Regions from separate parts of the Mus musculus genome. Here region 1 is linked to region 2. The links are chromatin contacts, found by POLR2A ChIA-PET in ENCODE. All regions are on one chromosome and are shown on one strand. Each heading gives the region's core, a stretch centred on a gene start or an enhancer-like site at or near the end of the contact. The rest is flanking DNA. Distances are from core to core; before and after follow the strand shown. Region 1 holds the start of Ttc28 (tetratricopeptide repeat domain 28). Region 2 holds the start of Ep400 (E1A binding protein p400).

What was found. ChIA-PET counts read pairs that join two places held with the same protein, here RNA polymerase II (POLR2A).
Region 1: POLR2A ChIA-PET joins it to region 2 with 14 read pairs in embryonic stem cell. The contact joins the promoter of Ttc28 here to the promoter of Ep400 in region 2. POLR2A ChIA-PET finds 5 or more read pairs at or near these places in 3 of 5 experiments (Patski and embryonic stem cell).

Annotation. Positions count from the first base shown.
Region 1 is chr5:110,877,487-110,882,576 of GRCm38, forward strand. It overlaps Ttc28 (tetratricopeptide repeat domain 28), which reads left to right and starts at 2,317. Exons shown (of 23, transcript NM_001267622.1): 1 at 2,317-2,502. The coding sequence starts at 2,419.
Region 2 is chr5:110,768,504-110,774,083 of GRCm38, forward strand. It overlaps Ep400 (E1A binding protein p400), which reads right to left and starts at 2,214. Exons shown (of 52, transcript NM_029337.2): 1 at 1,989-2,214. It overlaps Gm15559 (predicted gene 15559), which reads left to right and starts at 2,446. Exons shown (of 2, transcript NR_152254.1): 1 at 2,446-2,759. Pus1 (pseudouridine synthase 1) reads right to left here. Exons shown (of 6, transcript NM_019700.4): 6 at 5,164-5,476. The coding sequence ends at 5,429.

The sequences.
Region 1 (5,090 bases), core at 1,067-3,566, 110 kb after region 2:
TTTAAGACTTATTTTATGTAGGTGAGTATTGCCTACCTGTATGTACAGGGAAGAAAGAGGGTACTGGTGCCTCTGGAACCGGAGTACAAATAGATAATTGTGAATCATCTGGGATCTGAACCCAAGTTCTCAGCAAAAGCAACAGGTGCTCTTAAGCTCTGTGTCTTCTGGCCTCTTTACATCACTATGAACCCTGAACTGCCAAAAGTAACAAAGACTTCTTACATACCCTAAGGCTGGCTGTTGTGACAATCCTTTGATGCTTAGAAATGGAAACATTGTTTGTGGCCTGCACTTTACCTCATAAAAAGTGGAATTTGTTTCAGGAGTTCACAGGAACACCTGCAGGACAATTCTAATAGCAACTTTAGTTTGCTTGTTTGTTTGTTTCTGACCCATTGTAACTTTGCTAATTGATGACTGCTCACATTGTAGCTTATTGGCTAAGCTACATTGAGCACTTTGCTTCAGAAACTCCACCAGGAGAGGACATTCATGAGCAAACAGTTGTTCCTGTGAATGGCTGTTGGTAGGCTCACTCCCTTGGGAGGCCGTTCTGAGGTTCCGCTGGTCCAGTGCAGAGGACAAATGGGAAATGAGTTGGCTTGAGTATTTAATGCAATGAAGGTAAGGAGGACAAAAGAGTGGGTGCCAAGACTGCATGGCAGGATTCTGGAGGAATGAGAAGCTAGGGGAAAGGAAGTCCTAGAGCTGGAGAAGTTTAAGGTAGGGGGCCTGGTGAGAAGAGCCAAGAAGAGCCCATTGTTAGCCTAGAAGAGCCAAGAGTAATTGTTAAACTGAGAGCGCCTAGGGGCTAGCATGTACTTTGATATGCTAATATGCACCAGGAAGAGCCCCTCTAACAGACTCTGGGAACCCTTTTCTTCAGTAGATTGGTTCCTGTCTTAGGGTTTTATTGCTGTGAACAGACACCGTGACCAAGGCAACGCTTATGAAAAACAACATTTAATTGGGGCTGGCTTACAGGTTCAGTGCTTCAGTCCATTATCATCAAAGAGGGAGCACAGCAGAATCCAGGCAGGCATGGCACAGGCAGAGCTGAGAGTTCTATGTCTTCATCCAAAGGCTGCTAGTGGAAGACTGACTTTCAGGCAACTAGGGTGAGGATCTTAAACTCATACCCACAGTGACACACCTACTCCAACCAGGCCACATCTGTTCCAACCAGGTCACACCTCCAAATGGTGCCACTCCCTGGCCCAAGAATATACAAACCATCATAGTCCCTCTGTGGAAAGACTGCACAAGAATCACAGACTGAAGACTCATGTCATATTTGATCCAGGTAGACAAGATCCAAGGCAGAAAGGTATGCCTGAAGGTGAGAGAGACCTTTCCCGGACTCTGTTACATGATCAGGAATGTTCAGGACTCAGTTACATGATCAGTGGTGGTGCAGGCCTTTAAACCCAGCACTCGGGAGGCAGAGGCAGGCGGATTTCTGAGTTCGAGGCCAGCCTGGTCTACAGAGTGAGTTCTAGGACAGCCAGGGCTACACAGAGAAACCCTGTCTCAAACAAAACAAAAGAAAAAATCATCAGGAATATTCTTTTTTGTTTACTAGGTTAAGTTCTCATCACTGTGTATGATAAAGATGAGAGGAACAAACAAGTATGTAAAAGTTCCAAGAGTAACGAGGCAGTAGTGCACGCTTTGAGGTAGCCAGAAATCCGCCTGCCTCTGCCTCCCGAGTGCTAGTTTTTTTTTTTTTTTTTTTTTTTTAATGTAATGTGCATTGGTGTTTTGTCTGCATACATATGGGTGTGAGGCTGTCAGATTCCCTGAAACTGGAGTTGCAATTGTGTGTTGTCATATGGGTGATGGGAATTGAATCCTGGTTCTCTAGAAGAGCAACCAGTGCTTTTAACCGCTGAGCCATCTCTCCAGCTCCAAGTTCACAGTTTTTAAGGAGACGAGGCGCTGCACTTTTTCCAGGGATCCCTCGGTTCTTAACTGCTCGAAACACAAGGTCTGACCTTCCAGAGAGCCACTCAGTAAGGACAGCATCCTTGGATGCAGGAGGTGGGTTTCTGAAGATTCGATCCTAGCTAGATAAGGGAGGGCGCCGACACAGGCCAAGGAGGCCAGCGTTCGCCGAGTCACTCTACTCTGGCGCCTTCACGGGCCGGGCCCCGCGTGGTGCCCTCCGGGTGGTCCGCAGTGCGGCGGGGGGCCGCGCAGAGCCGGGAACAGCGAGCGAACAGCTCCGGGAGGGCTCAGGCCGGGAACGCACTTGCGCGGTGCGAGCTGTCTCGGCGGGCGCGCGGGCGCGTGCGCGGTGAGGGCGGGGGCGCTCGGCGGCGCGCGGCACGGCAGGAACATGGCGCGCGGGAGCGGTGCGCGCGCCTAGCTGGCGGGACCGTTAGCTCTAGGCAGACGCCGACGGGCCCCGCGGGGATGGAACAGCCGCCGCCTCTGGCGCCCGAGCCGGCCTCGGCGCGGAGCCGCAGGCGGCGGGAGCCGGAGTCTCCGCCGGCGCCGGTGAGTGTGAGCGGGGCGCGGGCCGGGAGACTTTCTTTGTGAAACTCTGTCGGTGCGAGCCGGGCCGGGCCTCGGCGGCCGACGATGACCTGCAGGCGGAGGCCCCTCCGCTCGTCAGGGTTCGAGCCCCGCAGCGAATCATTAGGCAGACCCTGTGCATCATCTGCCTGCCTGCCTCAGTTTCCACGGCTGTGTGCTTGGAATGCACTGGGCACCTAATCTCCCGCACCTCCTCTTCCTCGACCCCGCCCCCTCGGAGCGGGACGGGGCTGGGGTGCGGGGCGGGGGCATCCGAGTCCACCGGGGCGGCTGGGAGGCTCGGGGGTCCCCATCCCAGGTGTGGTTGCTAGGGAGTGGGCTTTTGGTCCCTAGAAGGCTACAAGGTTGTTGGTGTCTCACCACAAGCAGGTACTGGAGAGCTTTAGGTCTACCTGGGCTTCCAAGTGTTTGGGTGTGTCTCTCAGAGTGAGGGATGCTGAGCAAAATGGACTTTTTCCTGGCTGGAGTAGTGTAGTCTTTCTCCCTCTACTCTGTGGTGTGTTTTCAAGCCACTAACTAGCCGGGGTATAAAGTAATAATCTGGAGCCACATACTGCACCAAGAGACACACGCACAAAGTGGTTTCCCAAGGCAGAGAAGGAAAATTTGAATTTTTAGCAAGTTTTCAAAGCTGTGACTGGGGGTGGGATGGGGGGCGGTGTCTGGCGAGCTGTAAAGTGTCCCATAAGCAGACAACTTTCCCTGCATGGTACCTAGTATGTAGTAGATGTTCAGTATGTATTTGTAGGACTGAATGATCCTGGGGTTGCAATTTAGGAGCCCTTGAGACACTTAAGATGTCATTTGAGATAAACATCTGTCAGTCTTAACTTCATATGATTTTTCTCAGCACCCGGGTTAACTTTTGTCGCTATTTATAATGTGATATTCCCAGTGTACTTTAGTAAAAAAGAACAAGGTATATGTTGATTAGGGTCAGCTAGTATCCTGGCAGGGTATAAAGGGTCAGCTCTGTATATCGATTAAATTCTGAGGGTCAGGGAGATAGATAGACGTCTCAGTGGGTAAAGGGGTCTGCTACCATGCCTGAGCACCCGGGTTGGATTCCTGGGACTCACACAGTAGGATAGACTGGACTCTGGCAAGTTGTCCTTTGACCTCCCTGCCAGGTGCAAAAAAGCACACACACACACACACACACACACACACACACACACACACACATACACACACAATAAAATAAAATAAAATAATTAAATCTGAATTTTAAAAATGTACTATTTCCTTATCTTCATTTAAGAACATTATTATTCTAGTATTTTGTTTTTCGAGGTAAACAGTTACATTTTCCCTTAAAAATTTAAAAGTATTTTTATGTAAATGAGTGTTTTGTTTACATGGATGTGCGTGTAGCAGAGGTGAAAAGGACATCGGATCCCATCTGGAGTTACATATGGTTATGAGCCTCGAAATGGTTGCTGAGAGCTGAACCCTGGCCCTTTGCAAGAGCAGCTAGTGCTTTGACCCCCGAGTCATCTCGTCTCTAATATTTACATTTCCATCATGCAAATCTGGATTATTATTTATTCAAGAAAGTTGGCAGTTGCTCTTTTGTATGTTTTTTTTTCCCAATACAATTGTTTGAGGTTATGGATTTTTTCCCCTTCATGTTGTTGAATTTCATTTAATTGATTTCACTTCAGTAGGGTCTTTCAGTAAATAGAGAATTCAAGTATAAGAAAGGACCGTGAGCCTGGCAGTGGTGGCGCACGCCTTTAATCCCAGCACTTGGGAGGCAGAGGCAGGCGGATTTCTGAGTTCGTGGCCAGCCTGGTCTTGGGGAAAAAAAAAAAAAAAGAAGAAGAAGAAAGACCATGAGAGGTGAGATTGAGTCTGGAGGAGAAAAACATAAGGTCAAGGGTGTCATCTCCAGGTGCGTTGTTTTATAACTTGGGATATTTTCTTTTCTCTTTCTTTTTTAAATTGTCTTTAGGGGTTGAGGAAATGGCTCAGTGGGTAAAGTGCTTTCTATGCAAGCAGAGGAGCTCCATTCCGCTGCTCCCACCTGAGGCTGGGCCAGGTGGCGGGGACCTGTAACCCCAGAGCTGGGAATGTGGAGGTGGAGGTAGGTGGATCCCTGGTGCTCACTGGCCAGCTGGCCTGTCCAAAACAGTGGGCTTTGGGTTTAGTGAGAAAGCCGGGCAGTGGTGGCACACACCTTTAGTCCCAGCATTCAGGAGGAAGAGGCAGGCAGATCTTTATGAGTTTAAGGCTAGTCTGGTCTACATAGAGTTCCAAGACAGCAGGACTGTTGTTACACAGAGAGATCCTATCTCAAAAAAATACCAACCAACCACCACCACCACCACCACCACCACCACCACCACCACCACCACCAAAACTCCCAAACCAACCTTAAAAACATATAAAAAAAATAAAAAAGCTTTATTCCCTGTGAGTGTGGTGGTACTCGCCTTTAATCCCTGTATTTGGGAGGGTGGGGGTAAGAGGATTTGAGGGCGGCCTGGCCTACATAGTGAGACCTGTCTTTAAAACAATAACAACAAAACAAACAGAAAAGCTTTATT
Region 2 (5,580 bases), core at 964-3,463:
ATCCCAACACCCATGCTGGGTAGCTCATAACCACCAGAAGATCAGACACCCTCCTGTCTCGTCAGGCACACAAGGCAGACAGAGACATACACACACAGAATATAAACATATACAAACACATCACACACACACATACACATACACACACACACACACACACATTTTTTTTTTTAATTTTATGGACAGCCAGAACAAAGCCTTCAGAAACAGGGGCGCCTAATCACTGGAGAGGCGATGACCAAAAGGCTAAGTAAAGATGCTACAGAAAATGGAGGAAATGGTGACTGAGAGCACACAAAAAATTCCCTCCCACCCAGGAATACAAGGCAGCTGAGAGCTGAAAGAGTTAACTGGAGGGGAAGATTAACCCAAGGAAAGGTTACTATGTAGTTGTAAATAAGGTGGCCAGAAAACAACAGACAGCCATTCTGAGGAATGCTATGTTATGACCTTGAGTGGGCCACAAAGAGCAACCCAACACAGAAGCCAAAACACCAGTAAATGCCTCACAGGGACAACAGTATCAACAACATTATGAGGCAGTTATTGTACTGTTGGATGATCATGGTACCTACACAACTTAAAACAGTTTCATTAGATAATGCCAAACGTTTTTTTAAAGTTAGAAGAATACAATAAAAGGAAATAATGACACTTTCGATATTAGGCTATCTTGAGATTTTAAACATTTGGTGGGGAGGAAGATGTGGAGTAGACCTTCAATCCTTTAGTACTCAGGTGGCAGAGGCAGGTAGATCTCTTTTGAGTTCGAGGTCAGCCTGTTTCAGGACAGCCAGAACTACTCAGTGAGACCATGTGTTTTTTGTTTTTTTGGGTTTTTTAAAATATATAAATAAATTAAGGGGGTTAGAGGGGGCTGGGCACTGCAGCAGGAACCAGCACTCCCAGATACGCAAGAGACTGAGGTAGGAAGATAACCTGAGGCCAGGATCTGAGGCCAGCCTGGGACACAAAGATTCCTCTCAATGGCAAGTAAATAAAAACAGCCAGGCATGATGTCTCACACCTGCAAACCCAGTATCAAGGTGGAGGCATCTGGATTGCTAAGAATTACAGACCAGCTTGGACTACTTAATGAGTCTAGTCCAGGCTGATTCGGACTTCCATGAGACTTTTTGTCTCAGAAAACCTAAATACGTAAAAAGAAGATTTAAAGTTAACATGTGGTTTGCCTTGTGGCCATCCAAATTGTATAATTCATATTCATTCATTCATTTTCTCTCTCTCTCTCTCTCACACACACACACACACACACACACACACACACACACCCAGGTACAAGAATCGCGGATCTTCGTGAGCTCAAGGCCAGCCTGGTCTAAATGGCGAGTTAAAAGGCCAGCCAAGGCTCCAGGGTAAGACCCTGACTTAAAATGGAAAAGCGAAACAAAACCAAAACCGAAACAAAACAAGGACCGTTTTTGCCACACGTATAATCGAGAGCACAAGTGACAAGTGCCAGGGATGAGCGCAACCCCCAATTCCAAGTCGCGGTGCTCCAGGATACTGGACCTAGGGACAGACCTGCGGAGACAGCGGCTCGGCGGCTGATGGTACACCTCCGAGCCCCGGCCCGGGGAGCTCTGCCAGATCCCCGGCGTCCTTCCCGCTCTGTCTCCGCTCAAGGCTCTACGTCGCGAAAGGAAGCCCCGCGCGCCGCGGACCAACGGTGCCGCGGGCGTTAAGAGCCCCGCCTTCCCGAGCGCTCGGAAACGGCCGCGCGCCTGCCCAGAAAGAACGGCGCACTCGAGAGCGCTGACCAGAGAAGGGCCTTGCTGAGGCCGGACCACGCGCCGAGCCACCGACCGGTCCCCTCTCAGCGCCGCCCGGCCCCTCGGCCCCGCCCGCCCACGACAAAGCGCCGCCGCGGCCTGGGCCCGCCGCGACGCCAGCAGCAGCAGCACCGCTAAACACAACCGCTCGGCACGCCGCCGTTGCCGCCTACCACCCACCGTCCCGCCTCTCACCCGCTGACGCTATCCCGTTCGCTTGCACCGCGAGCAAAAGCCGCGCTCCGCCGCGTCAGGACAGCCGGGAGGCTCGAGCGCGCCGCAGCCGCTCGGCACATCCGGGTCCACGGGCACAGGAAGTAGCAGCGCCGGTGCTACGGCGCGCGGCGAGGGACTAACGGTACCTATCCTGTAGGGCCGCTCGCAGCCGCGCGGGGTCGCCTGAAGCTGAGGCGCTGCTGACGGCGGAGGCAGGACCGAAGCGGCTTCTTAAGCAGGCGGTTAGGGGCGGAGCTGTATGCAGGAGGTGCGTTGGGCGGAGTTTGGAGAGCGGAGAGCCACCTCAGGGCCGCCTCCGAAAGGCCTCATCCGTACGAGGCGGGACCGCTTCGGACAGGACGAGGGGAGTCGGCGCACGCGCAGGGAAGGGCTGGGGGGGCTGAGGCGGTGCACGCGGGCTGGGGCGTGGCCTCATGGGTACAAGGCGGAGCCTCAGGCCTCGGGGAAGTTCCGGTAGACTCGGGAAGGGGCGTGGCCTCGTCAGTTGGGGGCGGACCCCGAGTTTCACTCAGTTACGCCACCTGGCGACTCGCTCCAGCGGGGGAGGCTGTTTAGGAAAGCTCGAGCGGACCTGATCGCATCCTCTGGGTGTGCTCCGCCTCCGTGGGAAATAGGGGACTAGCCCTATGAACAAAAAGGCGCCTGAGGCGCAGTGAGCAGAAGTCTGAAAATACATCCAGCATCATTAGACATCACAGAAATGCAAAAGAAACCACGACCCAAGAGGAGGTAAGATTGTAGTACGAGTTTGAAAAAGATTTTATATATATATTTTTTGTTGTTGTTGTTTTGTTTTGTTGTTTTGTTTTGTTTTGAGACAGGGTTTCTCGGTGCAGCCCTAGCTGTCCTGGAACTCACTCTGCAGACCAGGCTGGCCTCAAACTCAGAAATCCACCTGCCTCTGCCTCCCAAATGCTGGGATTAAATAAAGGCATGCACCACCACTGCCCAACAAAAGATTATAATTTTAAAAACACTATAAAAAAAAGGAAGAAATTAACTGAGCTTCGTGGCACAAGCTTGTAATTCAGTGGATCTCAGCCTATGGGTCACATATAAGATATCCGGCATGTCAGATATTTATTTCCATTACAACTTATAGCAGTAGCAAAATTACAGTTATGAAGTACCAATGAAATATGGTTGGGGGTCACCACAACATAAGGAGCTGTATTAAAGAGTCACAGCATCAGAATGTTTGAGAACCACTGCTATAATCCCAGAACTTGAGGCTGAAGCAGCAAGATCTGGGGTTCATGCTGGCTTCATCCATTCATCATGTTTGAGGCTGTCCTGGAATACATGAGACCCCATCTCAAAATAAAAAACAGGAGGGAAATGTGTTAGGAAGGAGCCAGTGGAAGTTGTAGGGAATAAGGGGAAATGAAGAGAAGGTGGATATGACCAAAACATACATGCATGAAACTCTAAAATAAAGGATCTTTTTAAAAGCTCAAGATAGGGGTTGGTGAAATGGATCAGCAGTTAAGAGCACGGACTGCTCCTCCAGAGGTCCTGAGTTTAATTCCCAGCAACCACAGGGTGGCTCACAACCATCTGTAATGTGACCCAATGCTCTTCTGGTGTGTCTGAAGATAGCTACAGTGTACTCATATACATGAAATAAACAAATCTTTAAAAAAAAAAAAAAAAGTCCAGGATAACTGGAAAGTTGGCTTAGCCATGAGAGGACCTGAATTCAGTTCTCGGAACCCACATCAGGTGGTTCACAACCATTTGTAATTAGCTCCAGATCTGACAACCTCTTCTGGCTTCCACAGGCATTCACATATACACATGACACACACACATACACATGACATACACACAAACACACACACACATTATAATTTTTAGAAACTTACAAGGGTTTCTGAGCACTGCTGCTTTTGCAAAAAAAAAAAATGAGGTTCCTAGCACCCACATTAGGGAGCTTACATGTACACACACTCACACACATACTTTTTTAAAAAAGATTTTATTTGTTTAATTAGGAGTGTGCACGTGTGTCTAAGTGTGGGATATGCATACATGAACGAGTGTCCTCAGAGGCCAGAAAAGAGGGCTGAGTCCTCTAGAGCTAGAATTATAGGTGGGTATAACCTGCACAGCACGGGTGTTGAGAACTGAACTTGGGCCCTCTGTAAGACCAGCAGGCACTTGTAACTGCTAAGCCATCCCACTAACCGCCAAAATAAATTGTCTATAAGTGTTTTGCCTGCCTGAATGCAGCCTGTTGGATCATCTGGAACTGGAGTTACAGATTGTATGGAGCCACTATATTGCTGCTGGAAAGCAAACCCAACTTCTCTGCAAAAAAAAAAAAAAAAAAGGAATACCCATTTTGAGGACATGACCCCTCCCTGCCTCACGGAGCTGTTACTCCTCTAAAACTGCTTGCTCGCCATTCCGAACAAACCAAAAATGCAGGTCATGGGATGAAGCCATCTGTGTAGGTCTAAGGGCCCCATAACACTGACTATGCTAGAGATCTGAGAATGCCTTCACCCATAAAAGGCGAGAGAGGTCTGGGAGGAGTACACTGTGGACTGAAAGGGCATTCCAAACCTAGTGCTGAGTAAGTGGCCGTGGCTGTCCAGGGATGAGGGATACATGGTTAGCACATAAGAAAGGAGACCCAGTGCCGGGCGTGGTGGCGCACGCCTTTAATCCCAGCACTCGGGAGGCAGAGGCAGGCGGATTTCTAAGTTCGAGGCCAGCCTGGCCTACAAAGTAAGTTCCAGGACAGCCAGGGCCATACAGAGAAACCCTGTCTCGAAAAACCAAAAAAAAAAAAAAAAAAAAAAAAGGAGACCCAGAAGGAGGTGAAGAATACTAGGGCATAAAGGTGGGGGCTGCTGACGCACGGTCCCCCTTGAGGTCTCCCAAGAATAGGCAGCATGAAATCACCAGTGTAGCCACTTCAGAGAAAACCGGGATGGTCTCAAAGGACAGGTCCGGATGGAAGGAAGAGAGTATCAGCAGCAGCCGGGAGCAGACTGCTAGTGGCTACATCTACTGCCTGCCCAGCCAACCACACCCCGTGCTGACCTTCTGTGCCTACCCCTCAGCTATCCCGAACACAGCAGTGTTGCACTCATCTCACAGCCAGAAAAGGAAAATAGGCAAAGAATAATTCACTAAGCAAAACATATTTAATAGGAAAAAAAAAATCACTTTTTTTAAAAAGTGCCCTTTCATGCTAAGGTGTATACACACGATGCATGGGCTAAAGTCGGCAGCTGATTCCTGGGATGAGAATTTAATATCCTGAGGTTATGAAGCCAGGCTACATCCACAAGCCAGCCCCCGAATTCTTGGCTCCCCCCCGTCCTGAGTGACAGGCAGGTGCAGAGATTCCAGCCTCAGCACACACAGCAGTGGCAGGATCTACAGTTTCAGTCAGTGTCTCCATCCCCTTCACTGCCCTCCAGGGAACTGGGGACCTGTAGGAAAGGGCAAACAGGAAAAGGACCATGAGACCTAACCTGGAAGCACTCCCATGTGTGGGCCTTGGGAAAAATGAAGGAATCCTGGGTACAGTGCCAAG